2 separate regions of the Homo sapiens genome follow, and region 2 is linked to region 1. Evidence: chromatin loops called from intact Hi-C (ENCODE). Cell type or tissue: ovary. All regions are shown on one strand. Each heading gives the region's core, and the rest is flanking DNA. Links, peaks and the distances in the headings are about the cores only.

Evidence for each region. A loop is a pair of places that touch in the nucleus more often than their neighbours do. Peaks named below come from ENCODE experiments on the same cell type or tissue, not always from the same donor. Only the 100,000 strongest peaks of a DNase experiment are listed, where the experiment ranks them.
Region 2: a loop joins it to region 1, with 2.1 times the contacts of the local background. A loop is called at or near these places in 2 of 110 quality-filtered maps.

What each region holds. Positions count from the first base shown.
Region 1 is chr7:50,653,239-50,661,572 of GRCh38, forward strand. The region is part of intron 7 of GRB10 (growth factor receptor bound protein 10); the gene reads right to left. Among named protein-coding and RNA genes, the nearest start is that of DDC, 92 kb to the left of the region's middle. RefSeq lists enhancers at 1-279, 6,182-6,351. In ovary, for the core only: a CTCF peak has its summit at 4,481; DNase peaks (open chromatin) are centred at 123, 823, 4,253, 7,037 and 1 weaker place; H3K27ac peaks cover 1,009 bases.
Region 2 is chr7:50,590,913-50,599,246 of GRCh38, forward strand. It overlaps GRB10 (growth factor receptor bound protein 10), which reads right to left. Exons shown (of 19, transcript NM_001350814.2): 18 at 4,525-4,618; 19 at 1-2,186. The coding sequence ends at 2,040. Among named protein-coding and RNA genes, the nearest start is that of DDC, 30 kb to the left of the region's middle. In ovary, for the core only: a CTCF peak has its summit at 4,753; no DNase peak of the experiment used is centred there.

The DNA.
Region 1 (8,334 bases), core at 106-8,105:
GGGAGGACTGTGTGGTGGGGCAGCAGGAGGTAGCCACAGCAGGAAGAGTCTGTGCTGTGCTGCAGCACCGCCCATGAAGCCGGGAACAGCCACAGCATACATAAGGGCTTGCACAAGAGGAGTACAACTAATCTCCCACAGCCTCCAGACGCTATTGCACTAAAAGCTGTTTGTCTCGGCCAGCCCCACCCGCTGCAACTGGGACAGCCAAGAGAGTGGGGGACTCAGGAAGAGATTTCAGGTCTGACATTTTCATCTCATAGGAAACAGCACACAACAAGTGCAGGTGTGTGTACACACGTGCAGCTTAGGCTCTGCACAACTGCCCTGCATGTGTTCCAAGCCACAACCCTCCCCAGGCAGGAAGAGCCCTCCCAGCCCTCTGAGTTCTCCCACACTCCTCCCCTTGGAAATTGCCAGAGACCACTTCAGCCGCTGGCCTCCCCGGGCTGGTGAAACGATGCATCGGGAAGAGACTTAAGTTTTCCTTCCACACGCTTCACCACTGTTCACAGGGTCCATGACTAGCCACCCCTGCCATCCCCCAGGTGGCTACATGAAGAAGCTACCCAAGTAAAGTTGGTAGATCAAAAAGGGACCTCTGAAGTACAGGCTGGAAGGGGCTCACAATGATAACAAGATCTTCCTCTTGAACTGTAAGTGATTACAGACACTAATATAAATCCAGCTAGAAGTGTAACCATGCGGCTGTCACTGTGCTTGAGACCATGAGGTCTTTATTCCCTTGTGTTCCGTCTTCTCGGGAACCTTTCACAGTATGCTGAGGCTCAAGGGCTGAAGGCTCAGGAATCCCCCGCCCTCGGATGACGTTTATACACAAGGAAGCTGAGCATGGAAGAGACAACCCCCTTTGCACAGTGTGTTCTGCCAACAGAATTATGAGTATTCCATGGCTTTTGGAAAGAAGGAAGGAAGCAGCAGCATGTCCCCAGCTTCTCCTGAAGTGTGGGGAATGCCTGGGGATGCCTAGGGCACCACGGGGTCCCAGGGAGGTGGCTCTGCGAGTGTTTCCCATGGCCAACAGCACCAGCTCAGAGCGTGCCTTGATCCCGAGTTGTGAAAAACCAGAGACAGATCAGTTGATGGCAATAAATATTCTCCTGCCTTCAGGTGGCCGCTGCCAAGCCTCACAGAGTCCCAGGCAAGGGCACCTCTGCAGAGCTTGCCCTGGTCTGGCCTTAACAGACGAGGTTCTGGTCAACAGGGAGAATTACTGTGGGATGACCTGGTCAGTTCTGTTTTCTGTGAGGTTTCTCCTCTAGAAAGAGCTCACTGCAGCATCAGTGCATGTTAAGAGGCACATTTTTGATTCTAAGCAGGGGTTTTTCTTTGTTTAGCATTTTATTTTGAAATAATTTTATTTTGAAATAATTTGTTTAGCATTTTTACAAAAAATGTGCAAAAAGCAATACAAAAACTCTCTGTATATATTCTTCACCTTAGTACTCCAAATATTAACATTTCACCCCATTCGCTTTATCAAATTCCCATTCTCTTTCCCTACCTACCTAGGAGAGTGGGTTGCAGACATCTCGCCCCTTTCCTGCTAGATGGCTTTGTGTATATTTCCTACAAACAAGAACACTCGCATAACTACAGTACAATGATCAAAATCAGGAAATTAACACTGATATACTACCATTAGCTAATTTACAGACCTCATCCAAATTTAGCCAAGTGTCTGACTCCTGTCCTTTTAGAAAAGGGAAAAAAAACAAAAACAATGTTGTTCTTGGTTCATGATTCAGTCCAGGACCCAAGCTGCGTTTGACTGCCTTGGCTCTTTAGTTCCTCAGATTTGGGTTTTGTTTTTGGCTTTTGTTTCTGTGGGGGTCTTCTATGACCTCAAAACCCGAGGTCATTCTCTAGAATGTCTCTTGGTTCTGGTTCAGCTGACGTCCCTTTGAGATTAGCTGTAGAGATGCTGTGTCCCCCTGGGTGCCACAGCTCAGGAGCCACACAATGCTGCCCTGACCCTTTTTTGGTGACATCAGTGTGGCTCACCTGGGAAGAGTGTCTGCCAGGTGTTTCCACACACGTAAGTTATTATTTTCCCCTGGCCCTTCATGCTGGCTCCTGTGTCTTTATGCCATGTCCCCTTCATTCTTTAAGCATCTCCCAGGCAGCCCTGGCTCCTTTTATTGGAGAATGGTATCTAGAAATGACCTGAGCGTTAGGTTGAACGTATATTTAAAGACAGAGGAAACACAGAACTGCAAGTTGTCTTACAGACCATGAAAACTATGAGAAATCAATAAATCACATCTTACCAATTTTACTTAGATGCACTCAGCTGTCCAACTTCACTCCACTGCCCTAGTCCAGATAACACGTCAGCATCTCCTGCACCTGCATCCCAACCGGCTATCCCACACCTCCTCCAGCCCAGTCCATCCTTCACACTGCAGCAGGCAAAGCAAAGTACAAAGCTGCTTTCCCCTCTCTGCCAGAGACCTCCTTTGCCCTGGAGACCAATCTCTTCCTGGGACACCTAAGGCCCTGGCTTCCTAGGCGCTGCCTCCTCTATACTATCTCAGCCACCATCCAGGGTGCCTGTGCCTTCCTCAACTGTCCTCATTCCCTCTTTCTGGAACACTGTATGCCTTCCAAGGCACTTAAGGATTCCTCATCTTCGGCCCCACTGATAGCTCTCCCCACATGATGGAATGTCCTGGCAGCATGTTGGAAACTGTCTGTGATAATGTGCCTCTATAAGGTGATTAGCATTGGTTTCTCTCACTGGGTTATGGGCTCCCAGAGGGCAAGGCTGTGTCTGCCCTGCCAGCCTCAGACCCCAGCACCCAGGCAGTACCTGCATGTAGAAACCACCTAAAATCTATCAGTGAATGGGCACAAGAGAGGAACAGAGGACAGTAAGGGCGTTATTTCCTGACTGTGTCCTGGTAGGGGAAGTTGGAACCCTGAGGAGACAGGCGCGGGCTGAGCGCAGAGTGTGAGATGTGCACACATGTGAGGGGTTTAGACAAGCAGACCCAAGGTCCTTGCTTGCTATCGGTCACTCTGATCCTCCGTCCCAGGGCGATCCTGTGGACTTGAGACCATGTCAGGGAGGCAGCGGCAGTGAGCTGTGCTGCACAGCTGAAAAAGACAGGATGTGTAACTACTGGAACAATACATGCTGGAGATCTCTAAGCTCATAAGGTCAGAGACCCGATGTGGTGACTATGCAGTAGCCTATGCAAACGCCACTAGACTCTCTTCTTCCTTCATCCCTGTCACTGCAGGGCCACACAGGCCTGACTTGTCATAAAATTACTATACACCCAGAAATAGCCACGGAAAAGCCAGAGGGCTTGCTAAGGTGTCTGCGGTATTCTGAAGACACAAATCCTGGAGTCCCTGCAAACAGCTGCTGACCACCTGGGACACAGAGTTCCACCCCTGCTGGGGAAGGCAGGCTTCCAAAGCCACCGTGTGCTACCATGCGGTGCCTCTGAGCCACTCTCTCATTAGGGAGAATGCAGAGGTGGAGAAAGGCTCCAGGAATGGGGTCAGGGCTCGGAAGTCCCGAAACTCACTCTATCCCGGATGTGGTAATCAACATAAGCAGGTCTTTGCAGACAGATATAGCAACACACATCCTGAGCTATAAAACATCCTCAACCTTTTAGTAGGAATCTGACTTCTAGGGTCTACCCTGGGGAAAGGATTCAAAATGTGGCAACAGCTGCACTCCAGGCACCCAGTGAAGCATCATTTATAGCACAGACACTGGACGACAATGCAAATTATCTGGTCACTGTGAAGTAGGTAAATATGGCACAAATCGGTACTCATCAATGTAGGTATCAGCTATCATGAGTGTTTTTTAGGAAGACCACACTAAGAAACACAGAAAATACTTATGAGATGTTAAATAACTGAAAACATATCTAAAATTATATCCACCTTTACTAAAACCTGATAAAATGCCGAGGGGCCAGGAACTCGACCAAACTCTGGGCAGATGGAAAGAGCTGACTTTGTTTTTAATACTGTTACAATACTGTTTTTGTGCCAGTTCAATGGTCAGAGTCAAAAGGGCAGTCACACTTAGGCTCCAAGGTTAAATGAAGAAGAAAGCAATGTTGCTTCCCACTTCCTCGAGTGTCTGTGATGTTCCCGCGGCTCCTGGCATGGCAACACTGCTTCTCATTCCCTTCCAGGATTCTGCAGAGAGACCAGGGACTGTGTGAGCGGAAACACTACCCGTGAACAAAAAGAGAGGAATGTGCGCCGGTACATGGTGTTCCCATTTAAATCTTTTCGGGGATTTCCTCATATAAATAAATCTGAAGATGCCAGGGTTCTATAAATAGGGCTAGAAACTACTGCCCTGATTCTAGAGAATCTCTGTTGTAAGATGACAGCGAAGATGCTATTTTAGGGCAAAGTAAAAGATAAACCATGTTAGTCATTAGCATTTGGTTCTCTCAGGGACCAAAAAATAAAAATCACCAGCAGAGGGTATGTACTTGTAAACCTTCCCACACAGGGACTATGTCTGTGCTCTCTTTCCTAGAAATGTCCAGACTTGGCACCAACAGCAGAGGGAGGATGTTTACCAAATTCTCTTGTGAATTTTTTGGATTTTCAAAACACTTTCACTTGGTTTCCTCCACTAATTCTTTTTTTTTTCTTTTTTACATTTTTATTACTCAAACTACTTGTCCTTCAGCCAGTTAAGAGACTGAGGCGAGAGCCTAAGGAAAGAAAAACAGAAAAGACATGGAGGAAAAGAGATGGCCATTGTCCAGGCAGTGGCCTAGATGGCCCATCTCATCTTGGGTCTCAACCAAGACCCAGAGGCCTAACACTTCTCGACTGTAAACTCTAGAACACTTTATCCTAAACTGGGTGGACCTGCCACATGCGCCTATTGCAGGAGAAAAGAAAAGTCCCTCCGTGGCTGCTCACAGGTATAAATAAAGCGCCAATGTCCACGTTCAGTGAGTGTAACAGGCTTCTCCAGTGGGTGAACTGTGGATTCCTACTCAAAACCAAACACAAACCAGCAGGCTGTTTGCTCGCAGTCATTTATGGCAGAAGCTGTCAGGTAGGTAAATTGGGGAAAGTGCATTGTCTAGTGGTTCCCCCTTACCTGATGAAATTTCGAGTCAAAGCAGCAGCAAGAATTAGCAAATCAGTTTGCCAAGGAAAATTACTTCCTGTTGCTAGCAAAATAGGCGGTCTCTGTGAAAGCACTGATGGCCACCGATAACCAATGACTGCACACTGCCCTTGCCTTTGAGTCCACAGGAGCCTCACGTAGATGGCCACAGGTGGGCAAGGCACAGACTTAGATTTTTGGCAAAACTATGGTGATTCTTCCTGTGAAAGACGTATATAATTTAAGTGCTCACATTTCCAATGCTCTTGACAGCTATAGATATCAAGAGGTATTCAATGCTACAGTAAAATATCTGTTTTAGGCCCCTCAAATTCAGAGGTTTATATTTTAAAAGATATTTGTACTCCGGAGAAACACTAGTAGTTGGGATTTCACATAAGATTCCTGCACTGATTTCCTGTGTCATATTTAGCCAAACAAGTGGTCTGCTCCAGGTCACGACTGCCTCGCTGCAATTGCATCACTTGCTCTGATGCAAACACGGGAACATGCAGGTGCCGTCACGTCGGGCCTTCGGGATTATTCTCAGACTGCAGGGGCTGCGGTCCCTAGAGAGCTGTGAGAGACCTCCGCTTTAGCAAAGCTGCCAGAAAAGTCTAAAAAAGTGAGGATGACATTCACCATTTTAAAAATAATCATGGGCAATTTAGCACCCTTTCCCAAAGTGCGTTCTGTGTAAAGTTTACAGGTGCTGTCTCTAAAGCACTTCTGTGATCACAAATGTTTCAGATGCTCTAGCTTAGCTTGAGTGAATAGGTAGGTTTTCTTTTTCTGTAAGATTTTTCAGATCCTCTAAAATCAAACGGGAAATGTAGAATTGCCAAGAAAACGATAGACGATGCCAAATTTCCCAAACTTACTGAACCTGCATGGCTTTTTCCCCCTCAGGACAACTCAGGTAACTGGCATTCTAGAAAATGAGAGGTAAAAAACGTGAAGAGATCTCAGTCACCTCAGCAACGCCAGAGGAAGACTGAAACCCAGAAAGCTAGACCCTACTCAAACCACGGAGAGCTGAGGGAGCCTAGCCAAGCCCCCCTTTGAAAAAAACATGTCCTGGCCACCCTGCTGTTAAAGCCTTGGCTCAAATGCAATGCTCACAGTCACCGAGGACACCCGAACCTGCCAACGCTCAAGGCTGGACGCAGGGCTGCTCCCAGGTCGCTCTGGGTCCTGCACCTATCTCCCATGCTGAGCTAAGCAGCTGTGCAATAGTGTGTGTGCCCACGTCTCTTCTCCGGGTAGCCCAAGTCTTGGAAGGCAGACAGTAGAGCAAACTCATCTCTGTCTAGAGCCTGTCCAGGACAGCCCCTCACCTAGAGGAGCATATTACAGGACCATAAGGTTAGAACATCCATCCTTCAGTGGTGGCCACGCCGGAGGGCATAAATGATGGTGAGCAATGCAATGGGATCTGCTACATGTGTGGGTTTTGCTTGCACGGTTTCAGGGATTCACGCGTCCCCTCATAAGTAATTGAATGACAAGTTGAGAGTTCACTTAGGCGTACTGAAATGCATTTCTGTCGTCTGGGGCACTGCTGTGGCACACTGAGAAGACAGCTAGAAGCTCGGGTCCTGAGTCTAAACCCACTTTTTGTGATGTATTTGTCAATGACCTTGGAAGATGACTTTATCCTCCCTGGGCCTCAGGTTCCTTAAGAGCACATGTCTCGTGGTCACTCCTGATGAAGGCAGTGATCACGTGGCAAAGGGGTGGGGCACAGTAGTGGTGCCGCGTTCATGCAGTAAAGGGGCATGGGGGCACAGCTGCGGTGCCGTGTTCACGTGGGAAGTAGGGGGTGCAGCCATCATGCCGCGTCCACAGGGGAAGTGGCAGGGAGGCGCAACTGCGGTGCCGCATTCAAATGGGAAGTGGGGGTGCAGCCATCATGCCACAACCACAGAAGTGGGGGGTGCAGCCGTGGTGCTGCATTCATGCAGGAAGGGAGGTAGGGCACAGCCATGGAGCCATGTCCATGCAGGAAGTGGGGTGGAGTGGACGTCCTGCCACGTTCACACGGCAAGAGGGGAGGCAGCCGTGGTGCAGATTTGACTGTCCTGAGCTCCAAGACACAGAGACATCAGCAGGGCCCCGCCTCCTCAGACAGAGCAGGAAATGGAAGTTTCCAGAGATGCTGCCACACATCAGCGCTGGAGCTGGGTTCTGCCCCAGCACCTTCCAAGTGCCGTGGGCAGGAGCTCCCCCTCCACACCGTGGCCTCTCGGTGCAGACGGGAAATGGTTACAGGCAGGTGGCTTCCGTTGGGAGACAGGAGCCACGCAGTAGCAGAAGGAAAGGAGTTAGAGATGCAGGTGTGAGGGGGGCCGAGGACAGAGGATTTTAACTTGAAAATGGCGGGATGAGTTGAAGTGCACCTCATGCTGACTCTTGCGTGCGTGAAGCCACAAGGGACCATCCTGTGATGGCGCAGCATCTTATCCATCCCGCCAGGGCCAAGGCCCTGGGGGCTGCAGACCCAACCCACTGCAGCCAGCACCCCTCAGGGTCCCCAGCACTCAGGGTAAACTGCAGTTAGGCTCAGGCCCCAATGTCTTCTGATCTCCAAAGGCACCAGAAAAGGTGACACGGGCAGACTGTGGAGGTGCTAAGAGTAACAGGGCTTGCCAGCGGGTGGAAGGGGCTAAAGGATGGAGGAAGTCCATCCTCAGCAAGGCCCACCAGCAAACTGCTCGGGACAGGCCCAGTTGCAGACACACATTTGCAGGAGAGAGCATTCTCTCCGTGCAATACATTCTGTGAAACAACCTGCACTGGGAGGCCAGGACTAGTTTTTCTCAGCAAAGATGGTCTAACATATTGCATGCAGTTAAAGCCTCAGGAGACCTAATTTTGATCATTAGTAAATAATTGTATGCACAAACCCTTATCCAAAGTGATTACTGTGGTTCCAGAAAATTAATTTTTAAAATTAAGCAGAGGGAGAAGAGCTGATTGGAGCTAAGACAAGATTTATGTCCTATTACTAACAGGGTTAAACTATGTGACTAATTGTGTTTGAATAACAAATGGAAAAATGTGCTCTAAAAACTCATTATGTAGCTGCACGAGAATCTTTATTGGCTGAAGGAAAGTGTGGCCTGTCAAAGTGCCCACTGAGCTTGTCTTAAGTTCATAAATAAACAAGTTCCTAATAGCATTACTATACTTTTTCTTCACCG
Region 2 (8,334 bases), core at 226-8,225, 62 kb before region 1:
AATACAAGCTGTCTATTGGAGAGAGGCGTGTGAGAGAGAGATTATACACTGATGGGACTGGTCTACGTACACAGAAAAAAGAAATCCTAGAGTTGTTTTTCCTTGAAAAGGGTTTACCTCGAGCCAGTGAAGAGGAAGGAATCGTGGTGTAACTGCAATGTCCGTCCCTACAGTGAAGCCTGCCACCAGGTGTGAACGTGAGAATTATCTTACTGTCAATAGTTTGAAAGACTGACTGGCTGCGAAAGGAAGAAAATGCAATTGAGCACTGATGGTTAAAAACATGTTTTGCTAGAAAATTCTTCATTTGTATACCTTTCATGGAAAACAACTAGAGTGTGGTCTGTAGACTGACATACAGTGTTACTATACGGTAGACTGACTTCCAGCTGACTGGCCTTACTGAAGCTTGTGACACTGCTCTAGGCTACGGGGGTTGACTGAGGAGCAGAGAAATGCTGTTCCTTAGGGAACACTTCAGTGGGGCGGATTTGGGGCAATATCATGGCCAGCACACATTAATAGAAGCCAGGCAGGTGTTGTCTTGAAAAAGGAAATCATTCTGCTCACCACAGTAGTTTGTCGCCTGTCAAAGGAGTCCTTTCTGCTTTACAGGGATCAAAGGTAAGGAAATGGCCACTCTCACACCTGATCACTAAGCTAAGGGGACGTGGCAAAGGGGGCCACCCGAGGGGCGGAGGGGACCAAGTGACAACTCAAGCCACCATCTGACTCATCTCCCGGAGCGGGGACAAAGTGTTGTGTTGACAAAACTCTTCCATGTCCACAACCACTGTGAGGTACTTCTGACCCTAAGCCAGCAGAGGAGGAGCCTCTAGCTGCTCTGTGTTCACTGGCTTATGGGGGTTTTCAGCAGGACGGAGGGCTGCAAGCAAAGATCTTTAAATATCAGCCTGTGCCTGTGGCCCCTGCAGCGTTTCCTTGTCTTTATCACTATGGAAACCCATGAGACACAGCACGAAGACAACCAGGTGCCATTTTCTCTTTAGATCCTTTAATCCCCCGAGGGACATCAGCCGTGAAACGACTCACACCACTGCAGCAGCAGGGGTAAGGCAGTGATCGTTCTAGAACAGGCTGAAGGCTGTGGAAACGCAAGGCTGAAGTACCCAGGTGGATTATGCAGCATCCACCGCTGGCCGATGACGGGTGCCAGGTGTGTCTCAAGGAGGCTGGCCCACGTCAATCTAGAGGCGAGGCCATTCAGCCTGCTGTTTGTGGAACAGTGAATTTTCCAAAGGAATAAAGTCTCCTGCACTGTGCAGAACAAGACACACTAATAACAAGAGGATCTGACATCTGAGCATAGAGAAATGATTAACAGACTGTGGTTGCTTGACTGAGTCCACAAAATATGCCAAATGCCTACCACAGTGACACCTTTTATTTTAACAAGAAAGCTTTTCAAGTATACTGGGAAGGGCTGGGTTTGTCATTTGGGAGCTGAATCCACACCGTGGTAGTCGGCAGAGGGTGTGGAGGACCCTCTGGGAACATTTGGGGACCCATATTCAGTTTGAAATCTGCCCATTCAAAACTCTTTCTGTATTATATGAGTTGAAACGCCACATCCCCCTCCTACAATAGGCTGAATACAATATTGAAAACAAAGAAGGAGTGCAAAAAAGTGATCAATACAAAAAAAGTAAACATATCAGTTTTAATTGTCAAGATTATTCCAGGGCAAGAGTTCATTTCCAATCACTTCTCTCCGGTTCTTGTTCCTAAGCGGCCCAAGCCAAGATGATCATTCCAGTTTATTTTCAACTTTCCGCTGGATCTTCCATGCCCTCCCCAATTTGGCCGATGCAGAGGGAGGCGACCCTGCTGGGTTCACAGCAGCAAATCGTCGTTTAAGTCCAACAAACTAGTCAATCTTGGTCGGCTGGCACCGAACAAACCCATCTCGCTCTGGGTCCCCAGGTGCAGAATCGATGTGTGTTCTTCACCAACGCACAGACCGCTTCTTCACTCCAGTGTTCACTTCCTCCAGTCTTCAGCCGAGAGGACATCTGCGGTCATAAGGCCACTCGGATGCAGTGGTGCTTGAGTTTGCAAGGCAGGACTCCTTTGTTCAGCTGGTAAAAGTCAACCAGCTGGATCAGGTCAGAGAATTTGGTGTTCCCGTCATCTAGGCTGAAGAACGTCTGCCCGTCGTCCTCGCACTGGAGAGACACAAGAACACTTGCCAGGTTAGAGGCTGCCACCTCAGGGAACAGAACGGGGCCCACGGCCAGCAGCAGCTACATCTGCCCATGATTTGATTCCAGAGGGACACACAGGGCAAGGTAGGCTAGAAAACACCAGGGGCGGGAAAGACGGGAGCAGAGGATGTGTGCTGGGGGCTGCCATGTCCCTGAGCGAGGGACAGACTTTGGGTGGGCTGCGGAGGCTGCTGAGGACAGCTAGCTCCCCTGCTCCCTAAGGTGGTCAAGGGGAAGGGCTCGAAGTTGCCCCCAGTTCACCCAGCTCATGAGAATTACATTTACCAGTTAACTTGTAAGTACCCACTGCACACAGCATGCCCCGAGAAGACTGCACAAACCTGGGTCCTCACTATACGACCTCAGCCAACTCCTGAGGCCCCAGGGGTTTACTCTGCTCCATGATGAAGCAACTGTTGGGTGGCTATGAGGGATTAATAAGCTCACGCAGGTAAATTCCGTTCCTAGGTCCCTGAATATGGGGCAGTTATTTTTATTAAAGCAGGGGAATGCCACAGTATCTCCCAGAGAGAATCATATTCCTAACACCTATTTTAACTCAGTGAGTTTTCAGTTGGATGACTGTAGTACAGTGCAAAACACTGCTGAAAGGAGGTCGTGTTGTTCACAGGGAATAGGTCAGCCTTAAGGCTTGGCTAATTAATGAGCTTGGAACCACTTCGTAACTCTAAAACCATTGCTAGAGCTAACAGCACATCCCACAGCCAGTTTTCACACACAGAGGCTGCACACCTAATGCCCTAAGTCCCAAGTTGCTGTTCTTTTGTTACTTGTAGGATTTGGGCATTACACACTCTGCCTACCACGAAAGCCCCCTTTCTTTCTTTTTTTTTTTTAATTTACTCATCCAGCCTAAAATGTCAATCACTTTTCATTTTATATTTTGAGCTAAAAGAATTATAACTGTGTGAATAATATAATGCAGTAGAAGAACAAAAAGGATTGTCTATGCAGCACTTTCCCTAGGACAGTAATTCCTGTATTTGCATATAAGGTTGGCTGGAAGCTGGGAAGGCTGGGCTCAACCCCAGATTCTGTTCCTCACCCCAGTGCGGTGCAGGAAAAGCCACTGACAGCCATGAGCCTCATTTTCCTCACGAGTAAGGTGGGGATGTCAGCACACAGCAGGAAGCAAGCAGCCACAGAAAAGACAGTGCGTGGCACACTGCCTTCCCCTGGCTCACAAAAGCTAAGCAAGACACCCTCCTCATCCTGTATGGTCCATGGCTGCCAGTCACTACACGATTCTTGAGATCATAACAAAGTCCTGGGGGTCAGATAAGCCTGAAGAACTCCAGGTTCAACTGTGTAAAACAGGTGAGTTTAGTTAATTTAAGCCTTCTCAGAGCTTTTTCTTTGCTGACATGCAGATTGAATCTCTGAGAGGAAACTGTCCAGCCAGCCTCTTTTGGTAGAGTTTGGGTTCCACAGGATGCATTTCACAAACATTATCATTACCTGCAGAATTTATCAATTCAGCATGTAAACAGCTGCTATTAATTTTGTGTATTGTATTCTCAACTAAACTGAATTCTTGTAGGCGCTGATCTAGCACTCTAATCATGAACTAGAATTGAACTGTGGCATACTGAAGTGAGAGGTAAACATCAGGCGAATCAAACATAAAGTGCTTTGTCAAAAAAAGTAGTGTTGATTAATGTATTCTGTAATGAAGTTTTTGGAATTGTTCAAAGGGAGAATGGTCTTTAGATCCAAGGACCATGTGGAAGGAGAAACAAAATTACTCTTTGGGAGGCCACTTAACGCTTCTTGGATAGCCCTGGTGTACACCAGGACAAATTACAAGACTCCTCAGACTCCAGCAGCCAACAGGCAATCCTGCTGCACAACTCCTGCCTTCCAGACCCACGTGCTCACAGCTGCTGCGACCTCAGCTAATTCTCCTCCACCTCCCCTTCCTGTGACCTTGATCCTTCCCATCAGTACCCTTTCAGCTGTGGGCCCTCAGCTAATTCTCCTCCACCTCCCCTTCCTGCGACCTTGATCCTCCCCATCAGTACCCTTTCTGCTGCAACCAAGAGCTCACAGGCTCAAGGGGGGCCTCAACACCCTATCACCACTTTCAGGATTATTTCCAGGGAAATGTTTTTCTAATTTCAAAAGACAAACCTGTAAAGAAATTCTTGAAAGTTTCTTAACTGCAGCCTTGAAACTGTCTGATACTTACCGGTCTTGTCGGTTTATAACTTGAAAATTGCATTAAGAATGAAACCAGAAAACAAACCACAAGGACTGGTCTGAGAACATCAATACTTACAGGTAAGATCTGGAAATTTTTAATTTTCTGGTGATGACACAGTGTGAGTACAAATGCCTTTGGATTACTCTGGCTGTCACGGAGGAGAAAAAGCCTGGGGAAGGGAAAATAGTTGATTGCTAAAATATTTTAAAATCTGGAACTAATCACACACACACACTCTCTTACACACACACACACACACACACACACACACACACAGGCTTGGAGCCACAATGCTTCAGTGCAGTGCTTTGGCATTTAAGTGGCCTCTAGGGGCAACAGCACACCAGGCAAGCACCAAGACGGTAATTCTGAATTGTCATTCTCCATTGGAAAAAAGCTGGGCTCCTTGGGGATATGCCTGACTACAGGGTTAGGGCAGGGAAACTATAGGATGAAAAGGATTATTTTGTGCCTGCATATCAAGAAGTGCTCAAAGAATAATGAGGACATGTCAAAAAGACACAGGAGGCAGGATGACTAAATCTGGGCATCAAAATGAATTTTAAAAGTAATGAATCATAACCCATGAAATCGGAATCCGTGTCTGTAGTATTATTTAAAAATAAATAAGCAAATAAATTAATACGGGAGAAGATGAAAATCTTTCTTGGAGGAGAATGTCAGCCAATAAATAAAGGCAAGATGTATTCAAAAACTACCCTTTGGCAATTACTGTAGTAACTAACAATTAACGAAGGAGGGGGGATCTTCAACAAATGCTGAAACCAGCAGATGAAAGGTGGATGAGAAAAAAGAGTATTTTCATGGCATCAAAGTATTGTACTGTTAATACTTATTTACTACAAAGGGGAAAATAATAGCTTTACAGTGGAGAAATCCGGCCGACAGCATCTTCTTCATCAAGTGTCTAAATTACCACCACTAGCAATGAGACAAATTGACCTTGAGGGCTTCCGGAGACGATGTACTGAAGATGACACAACATCACTTTTCGGGGGTGCTCCCGCCAAAAATGCATAGCCTGAATCTCACCATGAGTGAGGAGCCTAGGCTGAGCCCAGGCACACTCTACAAGAATTGGCTTCTACTCGAAACGCAGGTCAAGATTATGAATACATGCTGGGAGAGAAGATTTAGGATGAAGATGTTCTTTTGCTATAAAGGAGGCAATTAGGAAGAAGGGTATAGATTAGACAATGAACTGCGTCGTCAATGTTAACTTCCTGGTTTTTATAAGGTACTGTGGTTATAGAAGTTCTTGTTCTTAGAAATTTTACACTGTAATAATTCAGACTAAAGGGACATCATGCCACAACTTACTCCTAAACGGTTCAGAAGAAAAAACAGTAACTAAGAACAAAGGCAAATGTGCCATAATCTTAATAAGGGTATCTGGGCGAAGTGTGTATAGTTCATCCTATTACTATTACAACCTTTCTACAACCTTAAAATTTTTTTTTAATCCTAAATTAGAATAGCACAAAAAAGGCATAAAATCATTGCTCTTACATGAGAAAATCTGGAGTTAGCTGAAAAGATAGTTATACATCAGAAAGCGAAGAAAGATCCAATGAAAGCTACAAAGAAGAAATGGCCTGAAAAGGAACTCACTTTAAATGTATCCAAAACCAAACTACAATCATCAGCAAAATCACCAGGTCTAGATTGTAATGTGAAGATGGAAAGCAGTTAAATAAGACTGGAAAATCCCATGCTGAAAAGGTAAAAGAAATATATTTTACTACAGGACTTCTCAGAGCCTTAAATATGTGAATATTCATGGTAACTGCCTAGCAGTTTTCCAATCTTACCTATGTAGAAACCTCCCCCACCCTTTCTAAAATAGCACTTTGCAGGCCTTGTGTGCTTCAGGATATACTTTGGGAAACACCGATCAGAATGGGATTCCATGGTTTGGCTTGGTCAGGCCAGATGGGACGGCGTGAGGAAGCTCAGACCCCACTGGGGAACACGCGGCACCGCCAGAGAGAAGACAAGGAGATCCAGTTCTTCTCCCAAGCGCTGGTGCATGCTGGGCAGCTGTGCCCACCTCAAAGACTTGTCAGAGTCATGTCATTCCAAATAAAACATCGTTACTCTGACACCCAGAAGTTTGCCGAGCTTCAGCTCTAACTAGAGGAAAATGTGGGGCGTCCCTTTCTCTGCCGTTAACTATCTGCTGTCTCCTTCTGCAGATGGGAAGCTACAGACGAGTGAATGGCAGCATGGCCCAGGCCTGTTTACCCGAGAGGGACGTGTACCCCTGAGAGGGGCAGGCTCACCCTGGGAAGTCCCAAGGCTGCTGGAAGGCTTGAGCTTTATAGGGAATGCCTGAAGGTTGTCTATCTGAGATGACTGCTATGCGGGGAGAATGGCATGGCTTAGGCATCAGCAGGAATCCTGGATAGGTCACTTATTAGCTTCATCATCTTGGGCAACTTCTCTTCTCAGCCTCAATTTCTTCATCTGCAGAAGGGGAACAACACCTCTTTTTTTTTGAGATGGAGTTTTGCTCTTGTCACCCAGGCTGGAGTGCAATGGTGCAATCTCAGATCACTGCAACCTCCGCCTCCTAGGTTCAAGCGATTCTCCCCTCTAAGCCTCCCAAGTAGCTGGGACTACAGGTGCCCGCCACCACACCCAGCTAATTCTTACATTTTTAGTAGAGATGGGGTTTCATGGTATTAGCCAGGCTGGTCTCAAATTCCTGACCTCAGGTGACCCGCCCACCTCGGCCTCCCAAAGTGCTGGGATTACAGGCATGAGCTACTGCACCCAGCCAGAATAACTCTTCTCTTACAGGACCATTGAGAAGACCATGGCTGATGTATATACAGCTTTGTGCATGATCACACGCAATACAAGGTAGCTTGAAATAACAATCACTGCAATCAGCCAACTGCCACAATCCAGTGATTTCTAAGGGGATTGCAGTTATAGGAAAGATGCCCAGGGAGAAGCTAAGCATGTTAAGTGACTACTAACCAGGCTCAGAAGTTGTAAACACGGCCCAGGATGGACAGTGGCAAGAACCAGGTAAGTTCTTAAGAATCGATGCTAGGGATGGTGCACTCACCAGTCCATCATAAATGAACGAAGAGCCCCTTGTGACAGGACCCGACAGTGATCAGAGTACAATCTAGACCACGTTTACAAGCAAGACACCGTGCAAAGTGTTTCATGCATGTATTAACTCATTCATCTTCATGGTGATACTGTTATCTTCATTTCACAATGATAAGGGAAGTGACACACAGAGAAGCTAAGCAACTTCCCCAAGGTCACACAGCCAGTCATGGAGGAGTTCCTGGTTCAGCAGGAAAAGCAGACGAAAAGTGAAAGTATCCCTCTTACAAGGGTGCTATGTGAGTCCTGGGGATAACACCTCTCTTTCTGCGGTTGGGAGAAGGGAAAGCTTCAAAGAATTCAAATTTTGCCGAAGAGGTTTCCTTCCAACATGTGGAGGGGCATGAAGTGCAGACAGAGGGACTGCACAGGCAGATGACACAGGGATCGATGCCTGGCACAGCAGGAAGGCCAGTGGGGCTGGACCATGAGTGTGGGCATGGCAGGGGGGGCATCCACATGCCCTGGGGGGATAAGCATGGTGTTGGGGGTGGGGTGGGATTGTTTGGCAGAGAGGACTACAGACCTAGATTTCCCCTTAAAAAGATCCTTCTCCTGCAGTTCTGGGACGGGCATGGGTGGCAAGACAGGAAGGAAGCAGGCGGCAAATTCAGTGCAGGGCTGGTAAAGCACGAGTATGTGCGCGCACACGCTCAGCTGCATGGGTGGGGACGGGGATGGGAGGGGAGCTGCCTGGATCCTGGGATTTCAGGAATACTTGACGGGCTTATTTAAGGC